Regions from separate parts of the Homo sapiens genome. Here all the other regions are linked to region 2. The links are chromatin contacts, found by Hi-C or POLR2A ChIA-PET in ENCODE. All regions are on one chromosome and are shown on one strand. Each heading gives the region's core, a stretch centred on a gene start or an enhancer-like site at or near the end of the contact. The rest is flanking DNA. Distances are from core to core; before and after follow the strand shown.

Region 1 (3,498 bases), core at 782-3,281, 540 kb after region 2:
AATAGAATTTAAACACAAAACCCTATAAAAAAAGAGATTATGTAGTACCATGAATGAGTTTTTGATATGACCCCAGGTGTTGGTTTCTATAGTAATTATTATTTGATTCTCTGGCATAAATATTAAATGTCTGCCCAATATACAAAATGTGTACTTTGCTTTTTTTTTTTTTTTTTTAGATGGAGTCTTGCTCTGTCGCCCAGGCTGGAGTACAGTGGCACTATCTTGGCTCACTGAAACCTCTGCCTCCCAGGTTCAAGTGATTATCTTGCCTCAGCCTCCCAAGTAGCTAGGATTACAGGCGCGTGCCGCTGTGCCTGGCTAATTTTTTGTGTTTTTAGTAGAGACGGGGTTTCACCATGCTGGCCAGGCTGGTCTCAAACTCCTGGCCTCAACCAACCCGCCCACCTCAGCTTCCCAAAGTGCTGGGATTACAGGTGTGAGCCACCGCTCCCAGCCTGTACTTTGCTATTTTAATTATAAATTGTCTAAAATGGTTTCCTGTCTTTGGAAGCATATTTTTGGTATTTTGGGTTTTTTGTTTTTACTTAAGTAAAAAAATTAATATAAAATAAATTACATAAATACATAATTTATAATTAAACAAATGAAGAAATAATTGAATAATTGAATGATAAAGGACAGCTCTTCCTTACAGTAGAATCCCAGCTAATAAATGTAGAAAGCTATAATTATTCTATATCCATAAATGTTTTTTAATGTGGAAGAAATGATAGAAATTAGCCAGCTGTGATGACTTGCTTGTAGTCCCAGCTACTCGGGAAGCTGAGGCAGGAGGATCACTTGAGCCCAGTAGTTCAAGGCTGTAGTGCACTATGGTCACAGTGAATAGCCACTGCATTCCAGCATGGAAACATAGCAAGACCCTACCTCTAAAAAACAAAACAAAAAAAAACTTTATGTGAATTTATTTTGGTATATAATTAAATATTATTAGCTGCAGAAGACCAGCATTTTTTCTTTCAGTGGGGTCTCTAACCTACCTGCATCAGAATTGGTTGGAATGTTTATTAAAATACAGATTCCTAGTTCCTACCCCAAACTAGCTGAATCAGAATTCTAGTGACAGGGCCCTGGGATCTGCAGTTTTCAAAAATATTCCCACGTGAGGCCGGGCGTGGTGGCTCACACCTGGAATCCCAGCACTTTGGGAGGCTGAGGCGGGCGGATCGCCTGAGGTCAGGAGTTCGAGACCAGCCTGACCAACATGGAGAAACCCTATCTCTACTAAAAATACAAAAAAATTAGCCAGGCATGGTGGCAGACGCCTGTAATCCCAGCTACTCGGGAAGCAAGGCTGAGGCAGGAGAATCGCTTGAACCCGGGAGGCGGAGGTTGCAGTGAGCCAAGATCGTGCCATTGCACTCCAGCCAGGGCAACAAGAGCGAAAAGTAACCAACAGAAGTATACAATATCAATACTTTCTTTACCTGAGAATTGATGGTAATAATATAGTTTTCATATTATTATGATATATAGGATATATATATCCTATATATCCTATATATCATATATAGGATATATAGGATATATATCTCTCTCATATATATATCTCTCATATATATATATATATATATATATATATGAGACGAGGCCTGAATCTAATAGCAAATGAAAACAAAGTATATACTTTAAAAAAAGATTTATGTTGAAGTTAACTTTATTTTTATGGATGGGATGAATGGATTATTGTGTTTTTTTGTAGACTACTGGGAATTGCCTAATAATTTACACACAGAGTAAGATGTCCTTTCACATGTACTGTGACCATATTTTTTTACAGCAAAAATAGTACAACCGTAGGAGTAGTGTAATATTTGAAATCAGAATGGTAAAAAAAAAAATCTAGGACATGTGATTGATACACACACACACACACACACACACACACACAGACTAAATGCGTGTGTGCCCATGTGTATGTGAATGCACGTGCACCCTTCTGGCCTGCATTTGGGCATGGTCTGGCAATTTCATCTTTCGTCACCAGGTGGCGCTTTGCCGATGTGATGTGCTGGTAAAAGGAAGCTGATGAGCACCAGGGTCAAAAGCCAAAGAGGAGTTGCTCACGTAACACACAGAGCCTTCGTCAGCAAACGCCTGAGGTCCACCAAAAGAGGTCTTCTGGCTGAGCCCAACTCTACTTCCATTCTGGGTTTGAGATGTTTGGGATTTAAGTTATTCTCAGATTCAGGCTTACTTCAGGACAGACACAGCAGCCCAGTCCCAGGAGGATGTTGTATCCAAGCATGCAGGGCACCAGATGCAAGCTTGACGCCCCTTTACAGATGGAACTAAGAGAGGTTTGCTTGACTCTTCACTGTGTCCCTCAGGCCTAGTTCAGTACTCAGGATATAGTGAGAGTGCTGAATGAATGGGTAAATGTCTTTGTTTTTTGAAAATTATTTATTTATTTATTCTTTTTTTTTTTTTTTTTTGAGACAGAGTCTCACTCGGTCACCCAGGCTGGAGTGCAGTGGTGTGATCTCAGCTCACTGCAACCTCTGCCTCCTGGGTTCAAGTGATTCTCCTGCCTCAGCCTTCTGAGTAACTGGGAGTACAGGCACACGCCACCACACCCAGCTGATTTTTGTATTTTTAGTAGAGATGAGGTTTCACCATGTTGGCCAGCCTGGTCTCAAACTCTGGACCTCAGGTGATCTGCCTGTCTCGGCTTCCCAAAGTGCTGGGATTAGATGTGAGCCACCGCACCCGACCATTTTTTGAAAACAATTTAGTGAAGAAGTCGCCATATTTTAGAACTATCTGGCAGTAACACATCTTTGAGCATCTTGGGTGGAAGGTAAACGCTGACTGACGTATCCATTGTGGCTGTGGCTGCTGGCAGTGTTCTCTGACATCACCCTGCCCTCAGTGTACATTTGTATCTTCTGCAGGTACTGTTAGATCTTATAGACAAAGATTTTGTCATACTGTGCTCCAAGAAAGCTCTTCTCTAAGAAGACCTTAGATACTCCTGTTAAAGATAGAAAGGAGTGTGGTGCGTGGTATGATTTTGTACATACTGCCATCTAAGCATAGGGCGCCATTGGAGATTTTTGGCTAGCTTCCAGAACCTTCACAGAATTCAGTACTGTTTGCCATGATGGTATAACTTTCAGACTCCCCGAACTCTGCTCAGGTCCCTGGAACACTCCTAGGATTAGAAGAGCCTGTAGACTTGCCCTACAGTAGAAGCAGTGCAATAGAGTATGGCTTTTGGAGTCAGATGTACCTGGGTTCAAATTGTGGTTCTGCTGCTCATTAGCTCTGGGACCCTGGATGATTACGTGAATCTTTTGAGTCTCGGTTTCTTTATCTGTAGAATGTCAGTTTGTTTAACTGACATTCTTCATTTTTCAGTCGGCTACTGTATTTCTCCGGCATGTTGGACTGTCCTCCAGCATACACACGGAACTTACAGGCTGGTGAGAGGGGCAGGCATGTTGTTCCTTTCGAGAATGTGAAATAAGAGCA
Region 2 (3,388 bases), core at 442-2,941:
GAAGCTGTTTGGAAACAATCAGAAATAGCCTCCACTCCAGTCTTTTTTTTTTTTTTTCTTCTTGACAATGTCTTGCTCTGTTGCTCATGCCTGAGTGCAGTGGCCTGATCATAGCTCACAGCAGCCTCGACCTCTCGGGCTCAAGCAATCCTCCCACCTCACCCTCCGGAGTAGCTGGGGCTACAGGCACAAGCCACGATGCCTAATTTTTCTACTTTTTGTAGAGACGTAGTATCACTATATTGCCCAGGCTGGTCTGGAACTCCTGGTCCCAAGCGATCCTCCCGCCTCCGCCTCCCATTTAACTTCTCTAAAGCTGTTTCTTTAGCATGGGACATGCCTCACAGGCTGGTGTTAAAACCAAATGAAATACTGCAAAGTGAAAGTGCTTTGAAAAACCGAAGACAGGCAGGGCATGGTGGCTCACTCCTGCAATCCCAGCACTTAGGCAGGCGGGAGGATCACTTGAATCCGGGAGTTGGAGGTTGCAGTGAGCTGTGATCGCGCCACTGCGCTCCAGCCTGGGCGCCAGAGCGAGACAGTGTCTCAAAAAAAAGAAAAGAAAAAGAATTATTATTGAGAGTTTTGTTGTAGCTGTGAGCTTAGAGGAAGAAGCGAGGTCCAACCCAAGAAACACTTTGGGCACCAAATAAAACTGGAAACCCTGATCCCAAAACTCACACAAAAGTGAGAGATAAGGATGAATCAAGAAACCCTTGGACAAGATCAAAAGAAGCATTAGAGGTCAGTCAAGAATGTCACTTTCCTGGCAGGAAAGATTCGATGTGGAGAAAGCCGGCCCGGCGCAGTGGCTCATGCCTGTAATCCTAGCACTTTGGGAGGCCGAGGCAGGAGGATCACTTAAGCTTACAGTTCGAGACCAGCCTGACCAACATAGTGACCAGGGTCACTTCTTGGCAGGGTCTCCAAAATTCTTACTGAGAGACATTTAATGCACCGAAGGGCTTCATATCCGACGTTTTTGCTCCGGGGGTCAACCTAAAGCAGGAAGCTGCGCAGCTGAGCGTCCGCACCCCCGGTCCCTCAGGAACCCAGCCAAGTCAGCCGACATCCGCTCCTGACCTCAGGCGCCTCCTGGCGGGTGCTGCTGCACGCACCTGCGGGACGTGGACCTCCAGGACAGCCCCGTCGGCCCCCGGACCCGGCTCCTCCGAGAATCGAAAGCGCTGGGCCCGGACCCCCTGTCCTCGGAAATCGTGCTCGCCCAGTAGGGCGTCGTTGGGCCCCGGGCGGGCGGGGGACCGCGGAAGGCTCCGGGCTGCCAGACTGCGCGAGCGGGAAGCCGCGGGCCACGTGGCCGTAGCACCTGACGGCAAGAAGGGGAAAGCCCAGATCTGGTGATAACCCTGCCGCGCTGCGAGCGAAGAAAGCCCGGAGCAAGGCGAAAGAGACTCACACGCGCAGAACTGGCAACGGGCGGCTGGCGCGACCGGAAGTGATGGGCACAGCGGCAGCGCGGGAGGGGAGGGGCGGGGCGGGGCGGGGCGGTGACGCAGCCGACGTGACCTTCCCAACATGGCGGAGGCCCGCCGTATGTGAAGGAGTACCCCAGGGGAGCCAAAGCCAATGGAAAACCGCGAGAGGCGTCGGGGCGGGGAAGACGGCGGCCGCTTGCCCAACCCGAGGCTCGGGAGGTGGCTGGGGAGTGAATTTTCTGGAAGGCGACTTTAAAGGCGCCGGGACTGAGCGAAGGGCGTTTGGGTACTGCCGTCGCCGCCGCCCAGGCCGGGGAGGGGTGCGTTAGTGTCAGGAAGCGGGCTGCGCCGAGGTCGTAGCGGAACCAGCTGGCGACCCCGCAGAATGAACCACAAGAGCAAGAAGCGCATCCGCGAGGCCAAGCGGAGTGCGCGGCCGGAGCTCAAGGACTCGCTGGATTGGACCCGGCACAACTACTACGAGAGCTTCTCGCTGAGCCCGGCGGCCGTGGCGGTGAGCGGGTCGGGCGGGGGTGGCCAGGCCGGGCATCGGCACCTCCAGCCGCTACGCACCTTTCTCTGGGCCCGAGGCTGCCCTCGCCCCGAGCGCCCGGGACCTCGTAGAGGCTCACCCGCACCCCGCGGAGTTTGGGGTCCCCGAGGCGCGGATTCCGGGGCGGGTCTGCTTCCTCCCGTGCTGTGGCCGCCCGTCTGCTCTGGCGGACGACGGGAGTCCCACGCCTGTGGCGCTCTCAACTAGAAGGCCCGTCGTCCCTGACTCCTTTGGGCGGCGGGTCCCCTAGGGGACCTGGCTGTCAAGGCTCATGGGGGGTGGCTCTAGGAACGACGTGGCCTCACGCACGCGCCCTGCCCCCACCCCGGAGGAGCCAGACGAGAGTCAACTTCCTTCGGTTTGTCATTACCAGTTGGCCTTGGGGACACCCTTATCTGCCACTGGACTTTTTTTTTTTTTTTAACTGGACAGGTCTTTTTTAATTCCCTCAGGATAACGTGGAAAGGGCAGATGCTTTACAGCTGTCTGTGGAAGAATTTGTGGAGCGGTATGAAAGACCTTACAAGCCCGTGGTTTTGTTGAATGCGCAAGAGGGCTGGTCTGCGCAGGAGAAATGGACTCTGGAGCGCCTAAAAAGGAAATATCGGAACCAGAAGTTCAAGTGTGGTGAGGATAACGATGGCTACTCAGTGAAGATGAAGATGAAATACTACATCGAGTACATGGAGAGCACTCGAGATGATAGTCCCCTTTACATCTTTGACAGCAGCTATGGTGAACACCCTAAAAGAAGGAAACTTTTGGAAGACTACAAGGTGCCAAAGTTTTTCACTGATGACCTTTTCCAGTATGCTGGGGAGAAGCGCAGGCCCCCTTACAGGTAAAGTATTCTGCAGCTAAGTGGTTAAAATCCTTTTCTTTTTTTTTTTTTTTTTTTTTTGAGACAGAGCGTCACTCTTGTAGCCCAGGCTGCAGTGCCGTGGTGCGATCTCGGCTCACAGCAACCTCCATCTCCCGAGTTCAAGCGCTTCTCCTGCCTCAGCCTCCTGTAACTGGGATTACAGGCATGCGCCACCACACCCAGCTAATTTTGTATTTTTAGTAGAGACGGGGTTTCACCATGTTGGTCAGGCTGGTCTCGAACTCCCGACTTCAGGTGATCTGCCCGCCTCGGCCTCCCAAAGTGCTGCGATTGCAGGTGTGAGCCACCGCGCCCGGCCTGTGGTTAAAATCTTATCTACAACAGCATTTGCTCGCTGAGTTCAGTTGCTAATCTTTTTTGGAAACAGTGAGTACTCCCTCGGCTGTACATTGAACTCATTTAGGGGGCTCCTGAGGCCTGCCTGGGCCCTACTGGGGAGACTGATTTAATTCGGGTGATGCCTGCGCATCAGAATTTCTGAAAGCTCTTCAGGTGACTTGAATGTGCAGCTATGGT
Region 3 (3,652 bases), core at 1,153-3,652, 560 kb before region 2:
TGGGGTCTCATGACGCCACCCAGGCTGGAGTGCCGTGTCTATTTCCAGGCGCTGTCACAGGGCTGCAGCCTTGAACTCCTGGCTTCAAGCGATCCTCCTGTCTCAGCCTCCTGAGTAGCCTCCTGGGCTCAAGCGATCCTCGTGTCTCAGCCTCCTGAGTAGCCTCCTGGGCTCAAGCGATCCTCGTGTCTCAGCCTCCTGAGTAGCTGGGACTTCAAGCGCACCTGGCCAAGTCCCTTTTTATTCTCCACTACTCAAGACTTCTCCTTCCTCAAGGCCCAGCTCAATCTCACCTCCACCTAAAACCTCCGGGGCATTCCTGTAGTATTTGGAGGCTGAACTGCTCAGGAGGGAAGGGTGTTAATGAGCTGGTGTCTCGCCCTCATCCTGACTCCCGGTGAGAATGTAAGTTCTCTGCAGGCAAGGACTATATCTCATTACCATTTCTGTACCCACTCAGACTTGGCCATGTGTGCCCAGCACATAAAGTGTCTTCGATGACTGTCTATAGACCCACGGTACTTGAGATTGCCCCAACACATCCTTCTAAAATCTTTCTCCTTTTCAGAGGCTCACGAATGTTCAAACCAGGTCTACCGGGAACAACATTATGGTCATTCCGTTTATTCTGAAGCCCACATACAGGTCTGGAAGCAATAATCCCGCACAGTCTAGATGAAAAAATAAAGACCTTCCTGTTGTCCTTGGATTGTCAGAGCCTTGGGGGATTTTTAACATCTTTTGCTGCTTTCCTTAATTTCATGGTGTCGATGGCTTGTTGGGGGGTCAGCCTGACTCCTGCGAGTGCCCGTACCCGGAAAAGGGCTGGTGCCAAGACAGCTCCAGGACACTCAGAATGAGGGCAAGAGGCCACCCCCACCATCAGCCCCCTCCAGTCCCACTCCATACAACTGCAACACAGTGACCCAGCACACCTTGGGCCACTGCCAAGCAGGGAGCAAACCAGAAATGGTCTGAGCCCTCCCTTCCCCCATCCTCAGAGGGGCCTGCCCCTTTAGGTAAACACAAGGAGGCACCGAGGCTGCTGTACAAGAGTTGGTTCCTGCTCACTCCACAAACTCTACTTCCACCTACTGCAAAAGGTTCTGTCCTTTTTTTTAAAAAAAAAAAAAAAAAAGAAACCCAGTGAGGGGTGGGGTAGGTGTGTGTGGAGGAGAGGAGAAAAGGACAAGTGATGGTCTCCCCACCTCCCAGTAAGCCGCAGGTGCAGAGACTCCAAGCCTGCCTCAGGGCCCTTCCGGCATCTGTGCAGGAGGGTCTCCGCAGAAAAAACCCAGGACCCACGACCTGGGAGGACCCCGGTCACCCCCACTGTCTGGACCCACCAGTGGGAGGTAAAGTGTAAGAAACCAAGGGCAAAGGGCCCTCCCTGGGCGGGCTAGAGATCCCCTGGAAAGGGCCATGCACCGCGCGATCCCCACAACAATCTCAAGTATTTGGAGCATGTTGGGGAGGAAGCCCCGGTGCCAAAACCAAGCATGTGCCACCTGGAAGCCCGCTCCCGCCCACCAGCACACCAACCCACCCACGCTCCTGACAGAGCTGTGCTCCGGGTGCGTAGAGGGCCATCTTGTTCGCAACAACCGGGTGAAAGTTGAAATTCTAAGCTACTGACCCAGAAGGGTATTTTCGGGGAAGTTCTGAGTAATCCTCTTTGAGACAAGGTACTTTATCACTCATTTTGGTTCCTAAATATGGAAAGCCAGAGGAAACCGACAATGGCCCAAAGGCAGGGGGATGGCCCCGATGACTCCTTCACCTCCAACTAAGGCCCATGATTCTGTTCTCCTATCAATAAAAATTAATTCATGGATCCTTGGCAGGTACCTTTCTATCTGAATGAATTAAAGGAGGGACATTAAACAAACGGTTTCTAGATTTAGAAGAGGAGACGCTATTTATAATTTGAGGACTGAGGAGGACAAAGGATCCTGCCTGCCTGGATCCTTTGGAGAAAACCACAAAGGAAAAAAAAAAGGAAGGAAAAGACAAATAATGAAGATCTGGATTTCTCTTAACCTGCCCTTGTGGCCTCGGTGTGCCCATCTGTGAAATGGAACTTCAGAGTGCCAGAGCGGGAGCCTCTTATGAAATGAAAGCTCCTGAACCGGCTCATGGTGAGGCCCAAGTCAGGCCCCCTTCGCCTACTTAAGGCGGGCCCTGCTAGGGTGGAGTGAGGATGTCAGCCGCGGGCGGCGTCCTGAGCGCAAAACGTGAACCCGAGTCGCCAAGTTTGGGCGCTGCTGGACGGTCCCATCTGGAGGCCGTCCCGTGCCCCACTAAGTAGAGGAGAAACCGAAGAGAATCCGAAGAAAGGATGCTGCGGCCTGGACCACCAGCCCTAGAGGCTGAACCCAAGGACACCCCTCCACCTAGCCCCGACCCCATTCACCCACACAGACGCACAGGGACCCAAAGCACCCGGCCGACCTGGAAAGTCAGCGATTCCTGCGAGGGTGCAAGGGGCGAGGAAGAGGGAGCGTCCCCCAGGGCAGCCCCTCCGACACTCGAGCAAGGGCTGGAGACAGCGCAGGGGACGGTCGGCTCAGGTCGAAAGCGGCCCGACAGCGGCCCTGTCCTGGGAGGAACTCGACCTGCAGTGTGCCCGCCGCGGGGACTCGCTCAGCTCCGGGGGCGCCTCGCCACTCCCGGCCGCAGGCACTCAGGTGAGCAGCGCTGGTCCCGGGACACCGACCCCTCCCCACCCCGGGCGCGAAGCCCACCTGAGTAAGACTTCTTCATGGTGCCTCCGTGGCCGCCGCTCCCAGGAAAGTGTGGCGGCGAGGCAGCGGGGCGCGCGCTCCCAGGGCGCTAATCCTGGGCCGGTAGTAGGAAGGCGGGAAGAGGGGGCGGCCCGCCGTCTGGAGTGCACCGACCGGGCCCCGCCCCGGCCCCGCCCCCGCCCCGCCCCTCCCCGGAGATGCGCATAGAACCCCGGCCCAGCCGGCTGTGGTCCCGCCCCTGACCCGCCCCCTCCCCGCCCCGTGAACGTGCGCGCCGAGCCCCACCCCCGCCCACCCCTGCGCTGCGCTGCACCTGGCGGAGCGGGGCTGGCGGGCGCCGGGCCTGGGAGGGGGCGCCCCCGCGCGGCAGCGCAGACCAGACCAGACCAGGCCAGGCCGGGGGTGGGGGCCGCCTGCGTGGCCCGCCGCGCCCGCAGCTCTGCACCCCCAGCTCCCCGCGCTGGCGCCAATGGCTGGTTCCGGGAGTCGCCGCACTTCCCAGTCCCGAGTCCGGGCGGGGCGGGCCCGGCCAGGTGGAAGCGGGCGGAGGTGCGGGCGCTCCGGGCGGCCCCGCCGGGCGAGGCGGCGGCGCCGGGCACCGCGGCGGCGCCGGGCACAGCCGGGGGTCGGAGCCGGGGTGCCGGCTTAGTGGGCCGGGGTAGGGCGGGACAGGACACCTGTCCTGCTACTTTTCTGGTAATCAAAAGGGCAGAGTGCGTCGATTGAGTTGGAGCCTTAGTTTCCTCACCTGTAAATGGGCGCGTTGGACAGATGATCATTTGTTCTCCCTGCGCTGGGCACCGTGCGCAGCTCGGTGTATCGGTGCAGCGGGGCAGACACAGGGAGCCGCCCTTTACAACTCGGGTAACGCAGGCAGTGGTGAGAGGATGCAAAACTTGCACGGAAGA
Region 4 (3,451 bases), core at 469-2,968, 790 kb after region 2:
GGTGGTCTGTAACACCTGCACATCTTTTTATACGTGTAGAGGGTATGCCTGGGATATATAGGTTGTCTTCAAGCAGTAGCTGCTACTACAGCTAGAGAGAGGAGGAGTGCCAGGAAACTGATGACCTGAGACCAAGAGTCTTGTTGATGTTCTGACTTAGATAAAGGTTTTGATCATTTTCATGAAATAATGCAGGGAAGTCATTTCTGCTGTTTCTTTACTACTCCATTCTTGGAGGATTAGAACAAGTCACACTGTAATTGACTAAAACGACTTTTTATTTTAAAATATTGATGGTGGGGTTTTGCTTTTTTTTTTTTTTTTTTTTTTGAGACGTTGTCTTGCTCTTTCACCCAGGGTAGAGTGCAGTGGCGAAATCTTGGCTCACTGCAACCTCTGCCTCCCGGGTTCAAGCAATTCTCTGCCTCAGCCTCCTGAGAAGCTGGGATTACAGCGCCTGCCACCATGCCTGTCTAGTTTTTTTGTATTTTTAGTAGAGACAGGGGTTTCACCAAGTTGGCCAGGCTGGTCTTGAACTCCTGACCTCGTGATCCACCCACCTCGGCCTCCCAAAGTGCTGGGATTACAGGCGTGAGCCACCGTGCCGGGCCAGTGTTTTTAACTGTCCACACTTACTAAATTTTCCAGTACTTCTTCCTATGGTTCATGATAGTAAACACAGAAACATATAAGGAACATTATTAGAGTTACCAGATGTTAGCTGTTGCATATGTGCACATTCCTAGATTCAAGGGTGTTTTTGCCTTAAATTTAAGTGGGTCATTGGTTGTCTTGGGAAGATCATGGAAAATTCGGGATTTTTTAGAATTCTGAACCAAAATATGTTTTGAGTGTTTCTTAGTAAATGTGTGATCTTCCACCTTCCACATTCAGACTGCGGACTACACTTCATAAATGCCTTTTTATTTCCAGTTATGGATTCAACTAAATGACTGCCTTGGGAGCACATAATTACTTTGCTACCTTTTTCCCCCTTTGCTGTTGTGGCTCGAGTTTGGTTCTCACCTGAGAAGATGCATTGAGCATATGTTGTTACCCAGCCCTGGCTTAATGGTGTCCTGTGGGGTAGGGGTGGGAGGACGAGGGGCACGGGGCCAGAGCATGTGAATGGATCATGGTTGGACAGCTGTGACCTGCCAGCACTGCGGGTAAGCAAAACTACAAACCGTTCTTTCCTCTGTGACATTGAATAAACCTTAATAAAATTCATAATTAGCACATACTAGAAAAAATGTGACTTAATCTTTTTGTGGGGCGACAGTATTGGGTTTCATTCTGGCTATACAGCTTTGATTGGATCATTAAACAGGTCAGTCACTTCCCTCAAGCTTTGGGGTGTGGAATAAACACCGGTGAATTTGTGGATTCACCCGTCAACCTCCCAATATCAACACATTTCTCACGCCTCCGCGTCGGCCACGTGTCAGCCCTCAGAAGTGGGCAGGAGGAACTTTTAAGCTTCCCGGCAGTTCCCAAGAGGGCCTTTGAGCCTGGCGCCCTCTTCCCGGAGAGGCGTTGGGGCAGCTCCTAGCAACGTGCCCGCCGCCGGCAGAAGCCCGGCCCCGCCAACTGCCGCGCGCGGCTCCCTGGGAGCTGTAGTTCTTCATGGCGTCCCCACCTCCTCTGTGAGGGCGGGTGAGTCGACCGCCGACTGCGACTCCCAGGATGCCTCGCGCCCGCCTTTCCGCGGGAGGCCAGACGGCTGAGGGTGCCGGCAGCGGCTGGAAGCGGGAGGCCAGTCCTGGCCGGGCTGGGCGACCCGAATGGAGCCAGGGCCGGCGCTGGTCCCAGCGGCCGCACCTCCGGGGGCACGGCGCGTAACAGGAGGCTTCCGGGGCTGAGAGCGTTACAGGCTGCGCTCCGGGGCCAGATAGGCCGGGCGCTCAGAAGGGTGACGCATTGAGGGGCGCGGAGTCTCGGGACGGAGGGGCGACTCCGGCTAGGGGTCTTGCTTAGGGGTGGTCTCGGGATCTGTAAAACGCCTGGCATGGAGTCGGCTGAATACATGTGGGGACGGGGTTACTCTGTAGCCCTTTGGCCTTGGCAAACCAAGCCTAGAAAATCCCCATAGTCTGAGAAGCCCGTACAGGATCGATAGGAGATGCCAGAAGTTCCTTGATGTGTTATGGGACACATTTGGACTTGTAGGTCGTGAAGTCGCCATTGCAGAGAAAAAGAAACAAGGCCGGGCACGGTGGCTCACGCCTGTAATCCCGACACTTTGGGAGGCCAAGGCGGGAGGATCACTTGAGGCCAGGCGTCTGGGACGACCCTGGGCAACATAGGGAGACCCCCGTCTCTACAAAAAAAATTTTAAAATTTGCCGCACATGGTGGCGTGTGCCTGTGGTCCCAGCTGCTAGGGAGGCTGACATTGGAGGATCGCCTGAGCCCAAGGAGGTCGAGGCTGCAGTAAGCTATGAGAGCTGTGATCGTGCCACTGCACTCCAGCCTGGGCAACAGAGCGAGACCCTGTCTGGAAAAAAAAAAAAGAAAGAAGGCCAGGCGTGGTGGCTCACACCTGTAATCCTAGCACTTTGGGAGGCCGAGACGGGCAGATCACGAGGTCAGGAGTTCGAGACCTCCTGGCCAACAGTGAAACCCCGTCTCTACTAAAAATACAAAAATTAACCGGGCATGGTGGCATGTGCCTGTATTCCCAGCTACTCGGGAGGCTGAGGCAGGAGATTCGCTTGAACCCGGGAGGCTGAGGTTGTGGTGAGCCAAGATCGCACCACTGCACTCCATCCTGGGCAACAGAGCAAGACTCCGTCTAAAAAAAGAAAAAAAAGAAAACACATGTATTCAGGGTGGGCTCTGTAGGTAAGCCCAGATAACCCTTGCATTCCAATAACAGGACAGGCCAATACTTGGGACATAAAGAGGACCCCTCTGACTCCTTTCTTCCAGGACATCCTGTAGGTGGGTTTTGGTAAAGTGGAGGAGGGGGAGGGAGACAGCTAATTCCGAGGAAAATGTTCTCAATGGGTCAGATTTACTGCCTATGTAAAGGGAAATATTTCCACTGTCAGTGAAAATCGTGTTGCTGGACGTGGTGGCTCACACCTGTAATCCCAGCACTTTGGAAGACCAACGCAGGAGGATTGCTTGAGCCCCAGAGTTCAATACCAACCTGAGTAACACAGTGAGACCCCGTCTCGAAAAAAAAAATTTTAAAAAGAAAAAGAATATCAAAGAGTAACCAGAGTTCATACCTGCTTTTGTGCTAAATGCTGCCTAGAAAGTAGTCATGGGTGTTGCCTGGGAAAGGGTTTCAGCCTTGGTGCCAGGCACCCACCTCCTTTCTGAAATGAGTACTTGCCACTTGCTGCATCGGCTTTCAGGGTAAGGGATGATGGCCACTGCCCTTTTTTCAAGTAATCTCAAAGCCTCAGAAAGCCCATTAAGTTATCCAGAGCACGTTTTTTTTT
Region 5 (3,342 bases), core at 165-2,664, 650 kb after region 2:
CAAGTGATCCGCCCACCTCGGCCTCCCAAAGTGCTGGGATTACAGGCGTAAGCCACCGAGCCCGGCCACCTTTTTCCCTTCTCTTACCCATTGAACGTTTTCCCTCCAATTCAATCCAATATACTGAGCATCTATTGTGTCAGGCTCTGTCTTTGGCTCCATGCCTCAGTTTCCTCAGCTGTAACAAGGAAATGGTAACACTTCCTTCTAAGAGGGATCTGCTGAGAAAGGAATGAGATGTATGGGAGAGTTAGTTAAATCTGAATGCATCAGATCCTTATTCTTTTTCTCCTGACCTTATTCCGTATACCTTGAGGAAATTCAAAATAGAGTTCAGGGCCGGGCGCGGTGGTTCACGCCTGTAATCCCAGCACTTTGGGAGGCCGAGGCGGGCGGATCACGAGGTCAGGAGATCGAGACCATCCTGACCAACATGGTGAAACCCCGTCTCCACTAAAAATACAAAAATTAGCGGGACGTGGTGGCAGGCGCCTGTAATCCCAGCTACTCGGGAGGCTGAGGCAGGAGAATGGCTTGAACCCAGGAGGCAGAGGTTGCAGTGAGCCGAGATCACACCATTGCACTCCAGCCTGGGCAACAAGAGCGAAACTCTATCTAAAAAAAAAAAAAAAATCCGTCATTTAATCTTCCTAACAACCACTTAAATTGGTTATCCCCATTTCATAGATGAAGGAACAGATTTACAGGGAGATTAAGTTACGTGCCCAACATGTCCCTGCCGCTAATGACGGAGCGGGGATTGGAATCCCAGGTCTCAGACTCTAGAAGGTGCAAAGCAAAAATTCATATTTTCCCATGTCTCAACACTTCTCCCTCTTTGGACTGACGGCCCCAAAGTGCAGTGGTCCACGGCCCCAAGCGGTCTGAGAAAGTCACCCCGTTAGGACACCGTCTGCTGACTGCGCAGCGCTTCCTCCGGCTTGGCGTTCTTACGGCCAGCCTCAGAGGAAAGGGCAGGCAGAGGCGGGTCCCTTACGGACGGGGTGTCCCGTTCCGGTAGGGAGGACCCCATCTCTTGAGTCCCTGGGGATGCAGACACCCCGAAATCCAGTATCTTTGGTCTCCTGCTTTCTGCTGGGCAGGACGTGAACCAGATCCCCAGTCCAGGATGCAGGACCTGGGGTCCACCTCCGGTTCTCCGCCCTTAGTGGGTGGGAGGTGGGACTGCCCCCTGAGATCTCAGCAGCCACGGTCTCACTGCGGCCTCAAGTCCCCACCTAGCCAGCCACAATTCCGGACCCGGGATGACAGGATCCCTCGCGCAGGCGCGCTCCAGCACATGGCGCCCTGCTGCAGCAAGGGCCGACGGCGGCGGAGTCCGCCGCTATCCCATCAGCCCGGCCAGGCAGGTCCAGCTCTCACCCGCCCAGGTCGTCCCGCCTCCCCTATCCCGTCTTGCTCTGCGGCGCAGGGGCAAGATGGCTGCTGAGAAGCAGGTCCCAGGCGGCGGCGGCGGCGGCGGCAGTGGCGGCGGCGGTGGCAGTGGCGGCGGCGGTAGCGGCGGTGGACGTGGTGCCGGAGGGGAAGAAAATAAAGAAAACGAACGCCCTTCGGCCGGATCGAAGGCAAACAAAGAATTTGGGGATAGCCTGAGTTTGGAGAGTATCCTAGAGTAATCGGGCCTAACTCGCAATGATTACGTGTCGAACTGGAGGGCTGGGGGCGGGAGAGGCGGCGGGTCCCGACAAGTCCTGGCAGGAGAGGCCGAGGGTTGCAGTTTCTCTCGCCCTTACCTTTTGGTGCTCAGAATTCCGGGGGGGGTCTGTCTCTCGACTAGTCTTTCCTCGTGTCCCCCTCGCCGTCCTGGCTAGGTCCGTTTCTTCCAGTGGCACTGGGATATCAGGCAGGTTTCCCCTGGTGCCCCGCAGTTGTCCAGTTGGAGGGCTTGTGACCAAGTGACACCTTGAGCACCTTGCTTTGGCACCTTGAGCCACTGAACTGGGGAGAGGAAACTGCAGTCTTGACATTTGGCTTAATACTCTTGTCTGACAGTCGTCATAGACTGAGTAGTAAAACCTACAGCTCGATACTTTGAAAGTGGAGGTAAAGATTGACTCAGGAAAAGCTTGTTGCCCATTTTGATTGTAAGTTACCGTAGTTAATATCGATTGTGTCATTTTTTTCTGATCGGTCTGTAGGCATTTTATCTTGCTGACAGTCATTCATATAAGCTGGAGGAATCGGTTTCTAGTTTCCATCAGTGTGTATCTCAACCAAGTGCTTGTGGTACTAGTTTGTGACCTTTTGAAATGAATAACAAATGGAGAAAACGTAGGCGAGTTTCTGAAATAACACATTCAACTTGACATCTTAATGTGCTTAAAGTTCTCAGGCGCTTGGAGTTAAATATTTTGAATTACTGGTAATAGTTCCAAGTAGACGCTAGCGAGCCCTGATTTTACTGAGACCTTTATATCTCTTTGTCCCGTTTTAGTAATTTAAAGAGTCCTTTTAGCGTTCACTATTTTAAAATATGTCTCTAGAGAAGTGTTGAGGAAACATTAAAACTATACCTATATAGATGAAGGTCATTGGACTTTCTAAAGATTAGTACATAATCTTAAATATTTTAAGATTATTAAAAGGAGAATCTGGCCATTCTTCTTTTGAAAGAAAAACCTTAATACTTTTATGCAAACTGTAGCCTAGCTTGGTTGACATGTGCTAATCATAGACTCTCTAAGCATCACAGCTGTTAAGGAAAGTTAGATTTGGCAGGTGTTGGAGATTATGCAAATGGAGGCTTAGTACATGTCATTTATAACCTGAATCTGAATGAATAAAATGTGGGGTCTAGGTGTTAATTGGTGTGAAGCACCCCAATTATAGTCAGCATTTAGAATCCATCAGCTTAATTTAAACTGGGTTTTGGCAGTTTCCAGTGGCCAGTAGTGCCCTCCTTTTTCAGTTTGCAAGTAGTAACAGTTCAGGCAATCAGTTTTCCTGTAGGTTAGCCCTGTCCTGTGACAAGATAGATATTGAAAATGGTTACAAAAGATCTCACCAGTGTACTAAATATTTCACAAATTTGTGTGTGTGTGTGTGTGTGTGTGTGTGTGCATGTGCATGTGTGACTGAATCTCACTCTCACCTAGGCTGGAGTGCAGTGGCGCTGTCTTGGCTCATTGCAACCTCTGCCTTCCAAGTTCAAGCGATTCTCCTGCCTCAGCCTCCCGAGTAGCTGGGATTACAGGTGCTAGCCATTGCGCCCGGCTAATTTTTTGTGTTTTTAGTAGAGACGGGGTTTCACCATGCTGGCCAGGCTGGTCTTGAACTCCTGACCTCAGGTGATACACCCGCCTCGGCCTCCCACAGTGCTGG
Region 6 (3,375 bases), core at 117-2,616, 940 kb after region 2:
AGGAATGGTTAACGTGAGTCAGACTGTAGTCAAGAAGCTTAAATGATTTCAGCCAACAACAAAGAATCCCACAAAGAAACCATACACTTCCTATAACCAATGTTCCCCAACCCCAGAACAGTTTCCCAAGGTCTTCTATAACAAGAGTTCCTCCTGACTGGTTTGAGTTCTTTCTACTCCAACAGATGATTCTGTTCTTCGTTCACTGAACAACTTAAGAGCTGTTCAACCCCCCAGGTTCCAAAACCTCTCGCAGCTGGGGATCCTTTTAAACATGCACATCACTCAGGAGCCCATGGGGATGAGAGGCATTCACAGAGCATCAGGGAAAATGGAAAGCAACATTTTGCTTAACAGGAGAAACCGCCCCTTATTCATCTTTCTCCCACATCACCTAACTCTAGGGAATGCTTAACGTGGCTTGAAGGAAATGAAGACAGCGACCTAAAAGCACACAGATGCAAGACTTCCAGGAAGAGGTTTTCCCATCCTGCTGGACTCCTGTAGTGTCAGTATTTGGGGCTCCCTCTAATGCTACATTTCTGCTGAGCCTGCAGACATACTTGGAACCCATCACCTTCGGGCTCCCAGACTCAGGCTCCGCACAGCCCGCGAGGGAAACGGTCATGGGCACGCACGGACACGTTTCCATCTTTGCATGTTTATCTACGTCGACTGTGAATTCAAGCAAGTGTGGCCCTCGTGGACAACCTACGAGCCTTAGGGACACAAAAGGCTTCCTGCGCAAACTGCACGGAATCTCCTGACAGGACTTCACGTTAATCATCATTCATAGGTGGGTTCTGGGGCTGGACCCCACGGAACTCCTCTTGGTTGTGTCTTGGACTTCTCACTGCCCCAAAGGAGCCTACTACTGTGGTTTTATGGTCTGAGGAACAGTTAGGCCTCGAAGGCCTGGCCTAGGGAGAGTGCACTCTGCATCCCGAGCTCCCGCCTTCCCCACTCGGCGGCCGGGACCGAGTTTCCCGCCCCACAGCCCGACCAGAGGTTGGTGGCAGTTGGAGGCAGTTGGGACCGGCCCCAGCAGGTTGGAACCGGTCTGGGCCGGGCCGGAGGAGGAAGGGGGGGAGGAAGAGGCCGCCTCGCGCTCTCCCTGCGCGCGTGACTCACGCTGGCCGCTGACGTCAGGCGTGCGCGCGCGGCGGGGGGGGGGGGGCTCTACGTACGTGTAGTGCTGCGGTTTCTCGGGCTGTGCCTGCAGCACCTGAGCGGTAGCGGCCGGGGGCGCCGAGGAAGCTGCGGAGCCGCCGGGCCCGGGGCCCTTCGACATGGTCTTGTCTTCCTGCCTCTTCGCCGCTCCCCTTTTATTATTCAGTCTGCGCGGTCCGCGCCGAGGACCCAGTGCGCCTGCGCCGCGCCACGAGAACGTGAAGACCCCCCACACGGCAGCAGGGGTTGCTGGGAGTTGTGGTTCTATGTCCGGCTGGAATTTTACCGTCGGCAGAGGGTTGCTGGCAAAGCACAGGACCACAATACCCAGGGATCCTTGCTGCTAGTGTCCCGGATGCTGAGGGCCTGCGACGGCTTCTGGGAATTGCAGTCCGGTCGCATTTCTCCTTCTTACCAGCGCGTTTTCAGTTTCATAGGGAAGCCTTTCCATGAAACTGGAGCGCCTGGAGGAGAAGGGGCCCAGAGCTAGGGAGGCCCTAGCGATTTCTGCGAAAGAGTTCCAAGTATAATTTCACTGCCAACAGTGTCATAACTACTTTGCCTTTATACTTAGTACAGCTAGGTTCGGTTCTAATGCCAGCTCAGAGCAGTGCTCCAAGCAGGGCTTAAGAATCTGTGTTGTCGGTTCTTAGTTCTGGGCCCTGTGCTGCAGGCACCTGCAATCCGCCAGCAACCCCTTCATCCCTGCGGCGGGTCTAACCTAAGAGGCATTGAGAAAGCTTTGCTAAGGAGGAGGTACACCGCACGCTACAGTTCCCGCGCCTTTGCCGAGGCGCTTCATTTACCTTTGCCAAACTCGACACCTGGAACTCCACGACTTGTGTGCTTTCTCAGCCTGACACCTGGCCTGACCAACTTGTTTCCAGTACATTAAGGGCCAAGGACGAATTTAATCTCCGCCTAGAATAGTCTCTGAGGTACACTGACAAGTTGCCAGTGTTGAGAAGCATCACAGGGTCCAGAGGAAAGGCCTGGGTTTGAGTAGGGCGTGCCCGTATTTATCCACTCTAGTTTTCTTGTCTGGACGTCAGCCTTTTTACTTGGGACATTATCTTTCCCCTCTCTGCTTCCCACCAGTCAAGCAAAGTTCTTCACTTTATAAAATAAGCCAGATGCCCCAGACCTAGGCATTTGTTTCTGTGAGTTTTAGAATGTTCTCCGTAGATATTTTAACCGTTGTCATTTAATTTGGTTTTTCATATTGAATCTATTTCAAATCCACTGGTTTTGATTTATATTTTCTTAGATGGGATTATATTAACAAATGATTATCTCATTAAAGAAACACATTCCAAATAACCTTAGGGATGAAGGGTGGTGGGGCTAATGGAAAATCGTTAATGTTTGAGTGACACATACTTATTTTATTTAGCTCCAAGTTCCCTCACATCAGAAGCCACATCACAGAGTTGAGAAACTGGTTTTTCCTAAACAGGCTAAATCGTTTAGCCACTAGGGGCGTTTGAAAATGAAAAATTACAAAAGGACAAATAAAAGTTGTAGTATATTGCTTTAATCCTATGATTAAACGCAAGTTACTTGGTTTATGTTAGCCTCACAATACTCAAGTGTGATCTGACTGAAGAAATAGAGTTCACAGCACTGGATTTTAAATAATAGATGTATATCATGAGCTTCAGAATAAGTGTGTACTGGTGGAGTTGGGAGATGATATCATCCAAACTGCTTAATTTACAAAAGAGGAAACCGAAACCCAGAGAAGCTAAGTAACTTGCACAAAGTTACTCAGCAAGTTGGTAACAAGAGGAACTAGGACAGTAGCCTACAAGACTACATCACATTCACTGTTGGGTTTTGTTTGTTTTGTTTTCTTCTGCTTTTTTTCATTGTATAAACATTTTTTATTCTTCCTCATTTCCTGTGTTGCTTTTCCTCCGTTGTACCAATCTGGAAAAAGTGAAACATACCTGCATGACTACGAAGTAAGAGAGACAGCCTTTTTTTTTTTTTTTTTTTTTTTTTTTTGAGGCAGAGTCTTGCTCTGTTGCCCAGGCTGGAGTGCAGTGGTGTGATTTCGGCTCACTGCAACCTCTGCCTCCCAGGTTCAAGCAATTCTCCTGCCTCAGCCTCCTGAGTAGCTGGGATTACAGGTGTGTGCCACCACGCCCACCTGATTTTTGTAGTTTTAGTAGAGACGTGGTTTCACCATGTTGGTCAGGCTGG
Region 7 (3,273 bases), core at 624-3,123, 600 kb before region 2:
AGGGGACAGGCTGGAAACACTCAGCCTCCATGGCCTGAAGCACAGACAGCTGGTCTCACACGCAGGCCGGGCAGCCACACCACCTAGAACAAGGGGCATGTCCGCAGGGCAGGCCTCAGGACGCCCCGGGCTGGCCCTGCCATCAGCCTAGAAAGACGGCCCAGGCTTTCCCGGTAGGGAGCACGTCCAGCCAGGTCCTGGGCAGGAGCTGAGACTCCCTGGCTGGCCTGAGAGGGGATGATCGAGTGCAGGCCCAGCCCGGGACTTCCCCACTCCTCCCCGCCACCCAGCGGAACCAGCTGGGCGTGAGAAAAGAAGAGAAGTGAATCAAGAGCCCAGAGCATGAGGCTGGACCAGCCCTTACACCACATGCAAAAATCAACTCAACTTGCATCAAAGACCTAAACTCAAGAGCTAAAACCACAAAACTCTTAGAAGAAAACACAGGGGAAAAGCTTCCTGACGTTGCATTTGGCAATGATTTCTTGGATATGGCGCCAAAAGCACAGGCAACAGAAGAACAAATAGATAAAGTGGAACGTCATAGAAGTTTAAAATATTTGCATATCAGCCTGGGTGCGGTGACTCACGCCTGTAACTCCGGCACTTTGGGAGGCCGAGACGGGTGGATTACTTGAGGTCAGGAGTTCGAGACCAACTTAGTCAACACAGTGAAACCCCGTCTCTACTAAAAATACAAAAATTAGCTGGGTGTGGTGGCGGGTGCCTGTAATCCCAACTACTCAGGAGGCTGAGGCAGGAAAATCGCTGGAACCAGGGAGGCGGAGGTTGCAGTGAGCCAAGATCATGCCACTGCACTCCAGCCTGGGCAACAGAGTCAGACTCCATCTCAAAAAAAAAAAAAAAAATTGCATATCAAAGGGCACTAACAACGTGGGGAGAAGGCAATCCATGGAATGGCAGCAAATCATAGGTCAGATATGGGATTAGTATCTGGATATTAATCTACAGATCTCCTAACACTCAGCAACAACAATCATCCAAATCAAACACAGGTAAAGGACTTGGACAGACATTTCTGCAAGAATATGTGCAAATGAGCAATAAACACGAAAAGATGCTCAACATCACTAACCACTGGGGAATTGCAAATCAAAACCACAAGGAGAGACCCCTCACAACCATGAGCTCTGGGCAGGTAGGAAGACGCCTGGTGGGGAGTTGCCGGCTCCATGCTGTCCCCAGAATTCCTGCAGGGGCTAAGCCCGACCCCGACACCTCACCAGGAGCACAGAAACGAGTGGAAAAGGCCAAAGGCCACCCCAAAGGGCCAGAGGGGTCCAGCAAGGAGTCTGGGACATGGAACCATGCTGTGCATCCAGACACACGGGGACAACAGGGGGATGAAAGGTGGCCCCTAAAATTTACATCCACCCCAGAGCCTATGAACATGGCCTATTTGGAAAAAGGGTCTTTGCAGACGTTATGAAGTTAAGGATCTTGAGATGGGACCATTTTGGGTTACCCAGTGGGCCCTAAATCCGAGAAAGACTGTCCGTATGAGAGACAGACAGGGGGAGATTTAGGGCACAGAAGGAGGCCCCGTGACAACGGAGGCAGAGGTCGAGTGGTGTGGCCACGAGCCAAGGAACGCCAAGGGTTTCGGGAGCCGCCAGAAGCTGCCAGAGGCGAGAAGCAGGCTCCCCCTCGGAGCCTCCGGAAAGAACCAGGCCTGCTGATGCCGTGATTTCGGACTTCTGGCCTCCAGAACGGCGAGAGAAGAAATGTCTGGTGTTTTGAGCCACCCAGTTTGTGGCACTTGGTGATGGCAGCCCCAGGAAACCACTACAGGGACCAGAGTTCCCACGGGGCTGGGCAGGAAGCGGGTGCAGAGCGCGTCAGGCCAGGCCTCTCACCTCGGAGATGGAAAAGCAGAGCTGGAGAGGTTGAGACCGGACAGGCACCGAGCGTCCAGGGGTAAGAACTCCCAGGGGATGGCAGAGGCCATCGGGGACAGCACAGCGAGGGACAGGAGGGAGGGGTGAGGGCTGAGGCACCGCCCTCCAGGAGGCCTCGGTTCCCCGCCCACTGATGACCCAGGAACCCCGTAAGAGGAGCTGGGCTTTACCCTGTGCCGTACTGCATCAGATGGACCCTGGTGGGGACAGACGTCCAGCGACAGCGTGGCCAAGCCCCCTCCAGGACCCCGGGCCTGCATTCATGACCATGCACAGACGGCCACTTCCCCTGCCTGCAGCCCTCCCTCGTGGCCTGTTCCTAGCCTCCCAGCCCAACAGAGCTCCCCAGTGGAAAGTTCCCTTCTTGGAGACTCTCTCCCTGCTGAAATACAAGCTCTTGGAACAAGATAAAACTGCTTAATTTGTAAAAGCCACAAAGCCGTTCCAGAACAAAAAAAAAGCTCCGACCCTTGGCTGGAAGGAGTGGCCTTCCATGCCTCAGCGGCCAGTCACCACTCCATGACTCATGCCGGCCCTGCTGACAAACCCTCCAGCACCTTCCCAGGGGAAGGCCACAGCCCCCAGGGAGGGCGGGAGAGTACCCAGGCCCCCGTTCACAAACCAGACCGGAGCCAGACACTGCCGAGGGAGGGACAAGAGGGCAGGTCTTGGGGCTCCTAAGCCTTCCCTGGGGCTGGCAGACCACCGTGGACTCACCAGGGTAGGACCACCCCCTCCCACAAACCCTTCCTGGGCAGCTGTAGGGCAGCCTGAGCTGGACACGCCTCACACGCCAGCCCAGTGGGGCATGAGGCACCCACAGCCACGTCTGGAAGTCAGCGGGCCGGCATCTGCCGGGCAGGCCTCTGTCACACAGGCACAGCGTCCTCCCCATGGCTCCTCCTCAGGCCAGAGCATGCTTGGGGATCAGAGCAGCTCTCGCAGTGGCTTGCAGCCTGACAACGCGGCGTGAGCCATGCCCTGCAGAGAAGAAGAGCCCCTCAGTGAGGGAAGAGGCGCCCACAAAACTCAGGACACGCGCAGAAACCCGCAGGAGGTGGGGGCGCTGCCTAGGGGCCGTGCCGCTCCCACCCCTCACCTTGCAGATGACGGAACTGCGGCCCAGAGCTGCCAAGTGGCTTGCTCAAGGCCACCCAGCAGGGACAGGAAGGAAGTCACTTCCCCAGGGACTGTGCGGGAGTTCAGTGACAATTAAAGACCAGCGCTAAAGTTTGCCCAGGACGAGAACCTCATTAAGGGAAACAGCTCCGGGACTGTCGTGTTCATTCGGAAGGCAGCCAGTTTACAACTGAGTTTCTAAAAATGTACGTTTTCTTACATGAAAACACATCCG

What was found. Hi-C counts contacts between places; a loop is a spot of excess contacts on that map. ChIA-PET counts read pairs that join two places held with the same protein, here RNA polymerase II (POLR2A). Pooled maps may share reads with other maps.
Region 1: a pooled map shows a loop between it and region 2 (3-fold over the local background). The contact joins the enhancer-like site here to the promoter of JMJD6 in region 2. A Hi-C loop is called at or near these places in 7 of 50 pooled maps. POLR2A ChIA-PET finds 5 or more read pairs at or near these places in 3 of 52 experiments (HEK293, HepG2 and naive thymus-derived CD8-positive, alpha-beta T cell).
Region 3: a pooled map shows a loop between it and region 2 (5-fold over the local background). The contact joins the promoter of SEPTIN9-DT here to the promoter of JMJD6 in region 2. A Hi-C loop is called at or near these places in 1 of 168 maps with a recorded cell type or tissue (PC-3) and 3 of 50 pooled maps. POLR2A ChIA-PET finds 5 or more read pairs at or near these places in 5 of 52 experiments (A549, AG04450, H1 and 2 more).
Region 4: a loop to region 2 is called in a pooled map, with 12 times the contacts of the local background. The contact joins the promoter of FBF1 here to the promoter of JMJD6 in region 2. A Hi-C loop is called at or near these places in 7 of 50 pooled maps. POLR2A ChIA-PET finds 5 or more read pairs at or near these places in 2 of 52 experiments (activated B cell and naive thymus-derived CD8-positive, alpha-beta T cell).
Region 5: a pooled map shows a loop between it and region 2 (7-fold over the local background). The contact joins the promoter of SRP68 here to the promoter of JMJD6 in region 2. A Hi-C loop is called at or near these places in 8 of 50 pooled maps. POLR2A ChIA-PET finds 5 or more read pairs at or near these places in 2 of 52 experiments (B cell and HEK293).
Region 6: a loop to region 2 is called in a map of CD8-positive, alpha-beta T cell, with 28 times the contacts of the local background. The contact joins the promoter of UNK here to the promoter of JMJD6 in region 2. A Hi-C loop is called at or near these places in 7 of 168 maps with a recorded cell type or tissue (B cell, CD4-positive, alpha-beta T cell, CD8-positive, alpha-beta T cell and 4 more), 13 of 37 single-sample maps with no recorded cell type and 21 of 50 pooled maps. POLR2A ChIA-PET finds 5 or more read pairs at or near these places in 1 of 52 experiments (T-cell).
Region 7: a loop to region 2 is called in a map with no recorded cell type, with 18 times the contacts of the local background. The contact joins the enhancer-like site here to the promoter of JMJD6 in region 2. A Hi-C loop is called at or near these places in 8 of 37 single-sample maps with no recorded cell type and 8 of 50 pooled maps. POLR2A ChIA-PET finds 5 or more read pairs at or near these places in 2 of 52 experiments (MCF 10A and T-cell).

Annotation. Positions count from the first base shown.
Region 1 is chr17:76,180,869-76,184,366 of GRCh38, reverse strand. The region is part of intron 2 of RNF157 (ring finger protein 157); the gene reads left to right. Among named protein-coding and RNA genes, the nearest start is that of FOXJ1, 41 kb to the right of the region's middle. Within about 2 kb of position 2,031, at least 2 of the 41 ENCODE cell types and tissues checked have a DNase peak (open chromatin) inside an H3K27ac peak, as active enhancers do.
Region 2 is chr17:76,724,909-76,728,296 of GRCh38, reverse strand. JMJD6 (jumonji domain containing 6, arginine demethylase and lysine hydroxylase) reads left to right here and starts at 1,691. Exons shown (of 6, transcript NM_015167.3): 1 at 1,691-1,950; 2 at 2,442-2,830. The coding sequence starts at 1,822. METTL23 (methyltransferase 23, arginine) reads right to left here and starts at 1,458. Exons shown (of 5, transcript NM_001080510.5): 1 at 1,119-1,458. RefSeq lists enhancers at 1-558, 1,189-1,818 and silencers at 1,078-1,527, 1,638-1,767.
Region 3 is chr17:77,280,647-77,284,298 of GRCh38, reverse strand. It overlaps SEPTIN9-DT (SEPTIN9 divergent transcript), which reads left to right and starts at 2,402. Exons shown (of 3, transcript NR_136503.1): 1 at 2,402-2,687. SEPTIN9 (septin 9) reads right to left here and starts at 2,800. Exons shown (of 12, transcript NM_001113491.2): 1 at 2,745-2,800. The coding sequence starts at 2,763. RefSeq lists a silencer at 2,306-2,469.
Region 4 is chr17:75,939,309-75,942,759 of GRCh38, reverse strand. It overlaps FBF1 (Fas binding factor 1), which reads left to right and starts at 1,718. Exons shown (of 30, transcript NM_001319193.2): 1 at 1,718-1,912. It overlaps ACOX1 (acyl-CoA oxidase 1), which reads left to right. Exons shown (of 14, transcript NM_004035.7): 14 at 1-1,253. RefSeq lists an enhancer at 1,500-1,569 and a silencer at 1,680-1,949.
Region 5 is chr17:76,070,589-76,073,930 of GRCh38, reverse strand. SRP68 (signal recognition particle 68) reads left to right here and starts at 1,414. Exons shown (of 16, transcript NM_014230.4): 1 at 1,414-1,623. The coding sequence starts at 1,440. It also overlaps a transcript of GALR2 not described here. RefSeq lists enhancers at 472-1,299, 1,252-1,301, 1,300-2,127.
Region 6 is chr17:75,782,797-75,786,171 of GRCh38, reverse strand. It overlaps UNK (unk zinc finger), which reads right to left and starts at 1,366. Exons shown (of 16, transcript NM_001080419.3): 1 at 1,188-1,366. The coding sequence starts at 1,291. It overlaps MIR4738 (microRNA 4738), which reads left to right and starts at 1,565; the gene lies at 1,565-1,651. RefSeq lists enhancers at 116-693, 705-1,104, 694-1,272, 2,835-3,014 and a silencer at 1,165-1,304.
Region 7 is chr17:77,322,416-77,325,688 of GRCh38, reverse strand. The region is part of intron 2 of SEPTIN9 (septin 9); the gene reads right to left. Among named protein-coding and RNA genes, the nearest start is that of SEPTIN9-DT, 42 kb to the right of the region's middle. RefSeq lists enhancers at 1-265, 376-645 and a silencer at 1,932-2,105. Within about 2 kb of position 1,873, at least 37 of the 41 ENCODE cell types and tissues checked have a DNase peak (open chromatin) inside an H3K27ac peak, as active enhancers do.